Regions from separate parts of the Homo sapiens genome. Here region 2 is linked to region 1. The links are chromatin contacts, found by Hi-C or POLR2A ChIA-PET in ENCODE. All regions are on one chromosome and are shown on one strand. The core of a region is the stretch at or near the end of the contact, and the rest is flanking DNA. Distances in the headings are between cores, read along the strand shown.

The links. Hi-C counts contacts between places; a loop is a spot of excess contacts on that map. ChIA-PET counts read pairs that join two places held with the same protein, here RNA polymerase II (POLR2A). Pooled maps may share reads with other maps.
Region 2: a loop to region 1 is called in a pooled map, with 2.1 times the contacts of the local background. The contact joins two enhancer-like sites. A Hi-C loop is called at or near these places in 2 of 50 pooled maps. POLR2A ChIA-PET finds 5 or more read pairs at or near these places in 2 of 52 experiments (A673 and PC-3).

The regions. Positions count from the first base shown.
Region 1 is chr19:7,194,482-7,199,186 of GRCh38, forward strand. The region is part of intron 2 of INSR (insulin receptor); the gene reads right to left. Among named protein-coding and RNA genes, the nearest start is that of INSR, 98 kb to the right of the region's middle. RefSeq lists enhancers at 2,855-3,054, 2,867-3,703 and a silencer at 3,535-4,164. Within about 2 kb of position 2,395, at least 11 of the 41 ENCODE cell types and tissues checked have a DNase peak (open chromatin) inside an H3K27ac peak, as active enhancers do.
Region 2 is chr19:6,889,366-6,893,856 of GRCh38, forward strand. It overlaps ADGRE1 (adhesion G protein-coupled receptor E1), which reads left to right. Exons shown (of 21, transcript NM_001974.5): 2 at 1,116-1,178. Among named protein-coding and RNA genes, the nearest start is that of ADGRE1, 4.0 kb to the left of the region's middle. Within about 2 kb of position 2,771, at least 4 of the 41 ENCODE cell types and tissues checked have a DNase peak (open chromatin) inside an H3K27ac peak, as active enhancers do.

The sequences.
Region 1 (4,705 bases), core at 1,145-3,644:
TGGAGTGTGTTTTAATAATAGCTTTGCTTTTTTTTTTTTTTTTTTTTTTGAGACAAAATCTCTTTCTGTCACCCAGGCTGGAGTGCAGTGGTGCAATCTTGGCTCACTGTAACCCCCATGTCCTGGGTTCAAGCGATTCTCCTGCCTCAGCCTCCTGAGTAGCTGGGATTACAGGCACACGCCACCACACCAACTGATTTTTTTTTTTTTTTTTTTTTTAGTGGAGAAGCGGTTTCACCATGTTGGCCAGGCTGGTCTCAAACACGTGACCTCCGTCTGCCTTGGCCTCTTAAAGTGCTGGTACAGGTGTGAGCCACCGCGCCAGGCCAGCTTTGCTCTTTTATGGACTATTCAACAAATTGTTAGCATTTCTCTTTTTTCTTTTTTTCATTCAACAAACACATGTCGAATGTCCCAGTGTGCCAAATCATAGGAAACCTGTTCTCGTATTAAATGAAAAAGCATCAGAACATAGATGACACAAAAACCCCATCCCCTGTCCTCGAGACATCCAGGTTTAGCATTGTCCTCAGCCCCCAGCAGCATCCCCTCCTGCAGGGGGAAAAGAAAAGGAAAAAATCCCACAGTACTAGAAAATGGCAAGAGTAAATCTTGTTGTGGGAAACTTTTCATTCAGGTATATGCATGTCTTGGGTACTGAGCCTTACGGGAAATGTATTTCTTCTTAAAAATTCTAGTTAAAAATACTTCAAGTAACATTGCCCACAATAGTGGGACAAGGCAACAACACGTACTTCCCATTATGAGGCAATGAAAAAGACAAAATATTTGTGTAGCTTTCTTTCCATATATTACTAACCCTAGCTTGAGGTCATTCGATAAAATAACTGGCCTGTGCTCTTCAAAACTGCCAATGTTGGCCAGGTGTGGTGGCTAACACGTGTAATCCCAGCACTTTGGGAGGCTGAGGCAGGAAGATCACTGGAGATCAGGAGTTCGAGACCAGCCTGGCCAACATGGTGAAACCCTTTCTCTACTAAAAACACAAAAATTAGCTGGGTGTGGTGGCGCATGCCTGTAATCCCGGCTACTTGGGGGCTGAGGCAGGAGAATCACTTGAACCCAGGAGACAGAGGTTGCAGTCAGCCAAGATCTCACCACTGCACTCTAGCCTGGGTGACAGAGTAAGACTCCGCCTCAAAAAAAAATAAAAATAAATAAATAAATAAATAAATAAAAGCCAATGTTGGGAAAGACACAGAAAACTGAGGAATTGTGCGGACTTAAGAGACAGCAGCATTCAAATGCAAAGTGTGATCCTAGATTGGAACCTTCGCCTAGGAAAAAAAATCTATATAGGGCAATATTGAGACAACAGATAAGATTATAGAAGACATTGGATTAAAATACTGTATCAATGTTAATTTCCTGATTTTGACAACGGCACCAGTACCATCATTATGTAAGAGAACTTTCTTTCTTTTCTTTCTTTTTTTTTTTTTTTTTGTTTGAGACGGAGTTTCGCTCTTGTTGCCCAGGCTGGAGTGCAATGGCACCATCTCGGCTCACTGCAACCTCTGCCTCCCAGGTTCAAGCGAACCTCCTGCCTCAGCCTCCCGAGTAGCTGGGATTACAGGCATGTGCCACCACGCCTGGCTAATTTTGTATTTTTAGTAGAGACGGGGCTTCTCCAAGTTGGTCAGGCTGGTCTCGAACTCCTGACCTCAGGTGATCCGCCCGCCTCAGCTTCCCAAAGTGCTGGGATTACAGGCATGAGCCACCACGCCTGGCCTCAGAACTTTCTTGTTCTTAGGAAATATCCACTGAAGAATTAAGGAGTATGTATCATGCCTGCAACTAACTCTCAAATAGTTCAGGGGAAAAAAATGTATATAATGTGTGTGCATAAATATATTAGAAAGGTAATAAAACAAGTAGAATAAAACGTAAACAATTGATTGATCTAGATATAATCTTGCAATTTTTCCGTAAGCTTGAAACGACATCAAAACAAAAAGCGACCAATTTGTCCAAAGCAAGGTTAAAAGCCAGAGAAATAGGAGACGCAGCGCTGCATTGTTAAATGACTTGCGCACAAAAATCCAGTCACTCTGACACTTTTTTGTTTGCCTCCCTTTTAAAGTTCAAATTAGTTTGGGTTTTTCTTAATTAAGAAGGTATGTGATAAAAAACAAAACAGAAAATACAGAAACCACCATTAAATGATTCGATAGCTCCACATATGTTAATAACATTTTGTTACATTCTTTCCAAAGCTTAAAACTTTCCGAAGTTTAAAAAAAACTTAAAAAAAAAAAGTTTAAAAACCTTTCCAAAGTTTAAAAAAAAAATACTCAAGATTTATGATTCCAAAAATTACTGCTTTCCAGAAATTTCCAAACGGAACAGTTGCGTCATGGGCCTGCTGGTACATTGACCACAGGGCCCCGCGGCTCTCCCTATAAGTGTGAGTTTTATAAACTCCTTAAAGTAATTTATTTTGTTTCCATTCAAGGCCTTTCTCTCCCACACTGGCCCCAGACCCTGACCTCAGAGGTTCGAGTCCCCGGAGCCAAATTCCTCTAGTTGGAATCTAGTAAATGATTTAATGGCAAAGGGGCAGGGGTTGGGGGCAGCCAAGGAGGTGAACTTTTGACAGCTTCGTGGTCAGCAGCGACGACCGCAGGAGCGCGTGTCCTTGAAGCGGGGAAGCGCCCCTTTTCCTTGCCTGACAATACCGCCCCACACGCGATGACGCCTTTGGAATAGAACTGCGCAGCTCTTTGGAGACATACGGCGCATATAGAGGCTAGAAAGGGAACAGAGTACCAGAGGGCCTTCCCGCTTCGGGAGCCGCAGGCTTCTTCTCTTCGGAGAGAGAGTGAGTGAGTGAGTAAGCGAGTGAGTGAGTGAGTGGGGAGGGAGTGAGTCCGTCCACGGGGGCGGGCCCTCTCCATGCTGCGGATCTCTTAGGAGATATACTGCGCACGCAGAGGCCCGGAAGGAGGCGGGGTCCCAGGGGTCTCCTCGCTAGAGCAGCCCCAGGATTGGCAGGTTCCAGAGTGGGAGTGGGGGTGTGTGTGTGTGTGTGTGTGTGTGTGTGTCAGGTTCCAGAGTGGGAGTGTGTGTGTTTGGGTGTGTGTGTGTGTGTGTGTGTCAGATTCCAGAGTGGGAGTGTGTGTGTGTTTGGCAGGTTCCAGAGTGGGAGTGTGTGTGTGTGTTTGGCAGGTTCCAGAGTGGGAGTGTGTGTGTGTGTTTGGCAGGTTCCAGAGTGGGAGTGTGTGTGTGTGTGTGATTGGCAGGTTCCAGAGTGGGAGTGTGTGTGTGTGTGTGTGTGTGTCCCCAGGATTGGTCGGTTCCAGAGTGGGAGAGAGAGCGAGAGAGAGAGAGAACGAGAGAGAGAGAGAGAGAACGAGAGAGAGTGTGTGCGCGTGTGTGTCTGTGCAGCCCCAGGATTGGTCGGTTCCAGAGTGAGAGTGTGTGTGTGTGTGTGTGTGTGTGTGTGTCCCCATGGTGGGAGTGTGTGTGTGTCCCCATGGTGGGAGTGTGTGTGTGTCCATGGTGGGCGAGCGTGTGTGTGTGTCCATGATGGGCGTGTGTGTGTGTCTGCGTGTGTGCCCGTGTCTGCGTGTGTGCCCATGGGGGCGAGGGAGGGAGCCCTAGGCGCTCAAGGCTCCGCCCCCTCGAGCCGGAGGCCTCAGCGCAGCACAAAGCCCGGGGCGCACTCCGCTCCGGGGAATCCGGCCCCGGCGGTTGCGGCGGCCGCAGCGCCGCCCTCGCGCTCAGCCAATGGGCGGGCGTGCTGCAGGGGCGCTGGCCCCGCCCCCCGGGTGCGCCGGGCTCCGCTCCCCAGACTGGCGCTCGGGCAGTGGCCGCCGCCGGGCGGTCCCGGCCAGAGGAAAGGGCGCCCTGGGAGGGCCCCTCGTGGCTGCAGACCCCGCAGGTCGAGTCTGCCACGGATGGAACTTTGGAAAAAGCTAGGGAAAAGGAGAAACCGAGCTTGCAAGGGCTCATCAAGCATCCACCGGGGTGGCTTAGGCTGCGCGCGGCGCTGGGCGTGTGCCCGGGAGGAGATCGGGTCACCGCGTGGCAGCTCCCGGGACTGCCGAGGGGCCCCCTGACCCCAGGCCTCCCTCGGGAGGGGTCCAGAAAGGTGCAGCGGCTCACTAGGGTCACACAGCAAAATTCCTCACATTGCAGGGGGGGAGGGTCCGCATCTCCGAACTCGCCGGGCCAGTGCACCCTCTATTCTCACCCACCACTCACCCAGAAAACGAGAACCATACTCATAAATACATTCTTAAAATCCACAGGCTACGTTTTTGGGGTAACCTCCAGCCAGTATTCCGCATGCATTTGAAAACTTGTGTGTCCCCATTGAATTTGCAGTTCCAGTAAACCAAGGCAGCGAGTGGACATTCTCATTTAACATTCACCCCCATAAATACACTTTTTTTGGGGGGGGGGTCTCACTCTGTCGCCTCAGGCTGGAGTGCAGTGGTGTGATCATCGCCCACTGCAGCCTCAAACTCCTGGGCTCAAGCCATCCTCCCACCTCAGCCTCCCGAGTAGCTGGGACTACAGGCGTGCATCACTATGCCTGGCTAATTTTTTCTATTTTTTTGTAGACATGGGGACTCGTTGCCCAGGCTGGTTTAGAACTCCTGGCCTCAAGTGATCCTCTTGCCTCAGTCTACCAAAGTGTTGGGATTACAGGCATGAATACACTTTAAAGTGTGTAATC
Region 2 (4,491 bases), core at 1,521-4,020, 300 kb before region 1:
CTAAATGCTGCAGGGCTGCATTGCCTTTAAACACTAAAAAATGGGCAGGGCGCAGTGGCTCACGCTTGTAATCCCAGCACTTTAGGAGGCTGAGGCAGGCAGATCATGAGGTCAGGAGATCGAGACCATCCTGGCCAACATGGAGAAACCCCGTTTCTACTAAAAATGCAAAAATTAGCTGGGCGTGGTGGTGCGTGCTTGTAATCCCAGCTACTCGGGAGGCTGAGGCAGGAGAATAGCTTGAACCAGGGAGTTGGTGGTTGCAGTGAGCCTAGATCACGCTACTGCACTCCAGCCTGGTGACAGAGTGAGACTCCATCTCAAAAAAAAAAAAAAAAAAAAAAAGGAAAGAAAAACGAATTGCCCTACCCTCTCATGAAATGTTAATACTACAGATATACTGTATACCTATATATGTATTTTCTATATATACATATGTATCTTATACATAAAAGAGTAAGCTTAAAAAGATCTCTTCCTGAGAACCAAGTTTGGGTCCTTAGAGGATATATCACCCCTTTTGAGAATGCATGCTTTAATGTATGTTTTTGAAAATCAGCTAGAACTTTTTTTTTTAGACAGGGTCACCTAGGCTGGAGCGCAGTGGCATGATCTTGGCTCACTGCAGTCTCTATCTCCTGGGCTCAAGCAATCCTTCCACCTCAGCCTCCTGAGTAGCTGGGGCTACAAGTTGTCACCACCACCCAGCTAATTTAAAAAATTTTTTTTTTGTAGAGACAAAGTCTCACTGTGTTGTCCAGGCCGGTGTCAAACTGCTGGTCTCAAGTGATCCTCCCACCTTGGCCTCCCGAAGGGCTGGGATTATAGGTGTGCACCACAGTGCTTAGCCTGGAACTATTTAATCAAAAAGAAAAAGAAGATAAAGACAGACAAAATGAAAAGCAAAAGCAAAGTACAGAAAACCAGGAATGGTCATTGTTAAGCTTATGCAAAATAGTGTATGTTTGTTCCTTAACTAGGTTTGTCATCTAGCCTCTTCAAACCTATTTCTGTGGGGCCAAGCCAGGAGTAATTTTGCAGGTTGAGCCCAAAAGGTTTTTTTTTTTTTTTTTTTTTTTGGTGGTTCATGGTGTTTTTCTTTTCTTTCTTCACAGGATGTTGTGTTATGCACAGCTGGGAAGGGCACATAAGACCCACACGGAAACCAAACACAAAGGGTAAGTTGGCCAGAGAGAATGCAGATGCCTGAAGGGGTAGAGAAAGTTTTCTCCCCGGGGAAACATCCCAGGAAGCTGAGCCTCATCCAGATGCTTGCTGGGAGCTAGTTAGCGGCAGAGCAAGGGTTAACATGCAAGTCTCCTGATTCTCACTTCAGGCTCTTTCCTTTGTGCTTAGAATTGCTGTGTGATCTCAGATAAGTCACATAACCTCTCTGAACTTCAGTTTCCCAAGCTGTGAAATACAGATAACAATAGGGATGTTGTGAAACTTTAATTCAAAGAGGTAGCTTTGGAAACCACCTGGTATGTAGTATGAGCTTTATAAATGGTAGTGTAGTGAGAGTAGGGATGGAATTTACTCAAACTACAACTCAATGTGCAAAAAAAAAGTGACTTCTTTATGTTTTGTTAAATACTCTCATCTACATAAACTCTTGCTGGATAAAGGAAGAAAGACATTGTCAGTTCGTAGTTGTTGATATGGTTTGGCTATGTCCTCACCCAAATCTCACCTTAAATTGTAAGAATCCCCACGTGTCAAGGGCGGGGCCAGTTGGAGATAATTGAATCATGGGGGATGGTTTCCCCCATACTGTTCTCGTGGTAGTGAGTAAGTCTCACGAGATCTGATGGTTTTATAAATGGGAGATCCCCGCACAAGCTCTCTTGCCTCCTGCCATGTAAGTAAGACATAATTTTGCTCCTCATGATTGTGAAGCCTCCCCAGCCATGTGCAACAGTGAGTCAAATTAAACCTCGTTCCCTTATAAATTACCTAGTCTCGGGTATGTCTTTATTAGCAGCATGAAAACAGACTAATACAACTGTTCCCAGTGTCTCTGTTTCCTGGTTCTTCTTTGGGCAACTTAGCAACTTGGTCTATATTGTGTTAACAGCTCATCTTTCACATTTTTTTTTTTTTTTTGAGATAGATTCTCGCTCTGTTGCCCAGGCTGGAGTGCAGTGGTGCGATCTCGGTTCACTGCAAGCTCCGCCTTCCAGGTTCACGCCATTCTCCTGCCTCAGCCTCCCGAGTAGCTGGGACTACAGGCGCCCGCCACCACGCCTGGCTAATTTTTTTGTATTTTTAGTAGAGACGGGGTTTCACTAGAAACCAGGCTGGTCTTGAACTCCTTAGGTGATCTGCTCACCCCAGCCTTCCGAAGTGCTGGGATTACAGGCATGAGCCACTGCGCCTGGCCCCTTTGTAGGACTTTTTCAAAAGGGCTTTATTGAGATGGTTGGGAAAATTTTCTCAAGGAAGTGATGTTCCAGTGGACTTAAAGGATGGATGAATTGATGTTACCCAGGCAAAGGGGCAGGGTGGGATAGGGCATGTCTGGTGGCCAGAACGGTGGGTGCAAAGGTCCTGAGGTTGGAAAGAATTTGGAGGACCGAGCGAAGGTGAGTGTGACTGATGACACAGGGCAGGAGATGAGATGGGGAGGTGGACAGGTACCTAGTCCCACAAGACCGGGTTGTTACTCTGACCTTGGTGGGTTTCAGTTGTGAGGGAGAGGGCTAGTGGAAGAGAATGATGGGAAACTTACAGCATTAAGAGACCACAAGTGATAAAATGCCGGAAGTCTGCATAGAGAAATGTTGCCTCTACAGATGAAAGAGGAAGCTGGAAATGAGAAGAGAGATACCATCTGAGGCCTCATGCAGGGAAGGGAAATAAACAAGGCACATTATAGGAGCAAAGAACGTAGATCTCAAAACCAAATGTGTAACAAAAACAGGGTGAATAATGTCACAATCACGATAATCCATTCCTTCTGTTTTTATGATACTTTTTAGTTTTTCCATACTCCTAATTGATGTTGGCATTATCGTTGGTTCCTCTCTTTTCACTCCTCACATCCAATCCATCGGCAAATTTTGTTAGTGTTGCTTTAAAAAAATCCTGAATTGCATTCCCTTCATTGATTCCCTCTGGGTTGTATCTACTGACATCTTTCACCTGGACAAGTGCAGTCACCCCCTCCTTGGTCAGTTTATTTCTGATCTTCTATAGTTCGTCTTCCAACCAGTGGCCAGAAGGCTCATGTTAAAACCTTATGTTGTGTCCCTACTCTGCTCGAAATCCTCCCATGACTCCCATCTTTCTTTGATAAAAAACCCAACTCCACTATTCACAATAGTCAAGATATGGAATCCACCTCAGTGTCCGTCAACAGATGAATGGTTGAACTCAATGTGGTCTGCATACACAACGGATTGCTATTCGGCCATAAAAAGAATGACATTCCACAATTTGCAGCAACATGGATGAAACTGGAGGTCATTAAGTGAAACAAACCAGGCACAGAAAGACAAATGTCACATGTCCTGACTCATAGGTAGTTGCCCTACTGTGCTACTGAGCACTCGATCTCATTCCTTCCATCTAACTGTGGTTTTTGTACCAACCAGTCAATCCCTCTTTATCCCCCTTCCCCACTATCCTTTCCAGCCTCTGGTAATTGTCATTCTGCTCTCTACCTCCATTAGATAATGATGATGATGATTTTTAGCTCCCACGTAGGAACGAGAACATGCAATATTTGTCTTTCTGTGTCTGGTTTATTTCACTTAACATAATGTCCTCCAGTCCTCCAGTTCCATCCATGTTTCTGCAAAGGATGGGATTTCATTCTTTCTTTCTTTTTTTATTTTTTATTTTTTTGAGACGGAGTTTTGCTCTTGTTGCCCAGGCTGGAGTGCAATGGCGCAATCTTGGGTCACCACAACCTCCGCCTCCCCAGTTCAAGTGATTCTCCTGCCTCAGCCTCCTGAGTAGTTGGGATTACAGGCATGAACCACCATGCCTGGCTAATTTTTTTTTATTTTTAGTAGAGACGGGGGCTTCTTCATGTTGGTCAGGCTGGTCTCGAACTCCCGATCTCAGGTGATCTGCCCGCCTTGGCCTCCCAGTGTGCTGGGATTACAGGCGTGAGCCATCACGCCTGCCCGATTTCATTATTTCTTATGGCTGAATGATATTCTATTGAGTACATATACGACATCTTCCTCACCCATTCATCCACTGATAGACACTTAGGTTGATTCCATCTCTTGCATGTACTTTGGATTTTGAAAGGTCTGGCTCTGCTGCTCTCCAGCAGATGTGGTTGTGTGTCTTTGGGTAAGTCACTCAACCTCTCTGAGTCATGTTTTATTTTCACATATGGGTATTGGGAATGGTGCCCATTTCCTGTGGCTGCTGTAACAAATTGCCACAAACTTGGTCGCTTAAAACAAAAAAAACTTACCTATCATTCTGGAGGTCAGAAGTCTGAAATGGGTCCCACTGGGCTAAAATAGAGGC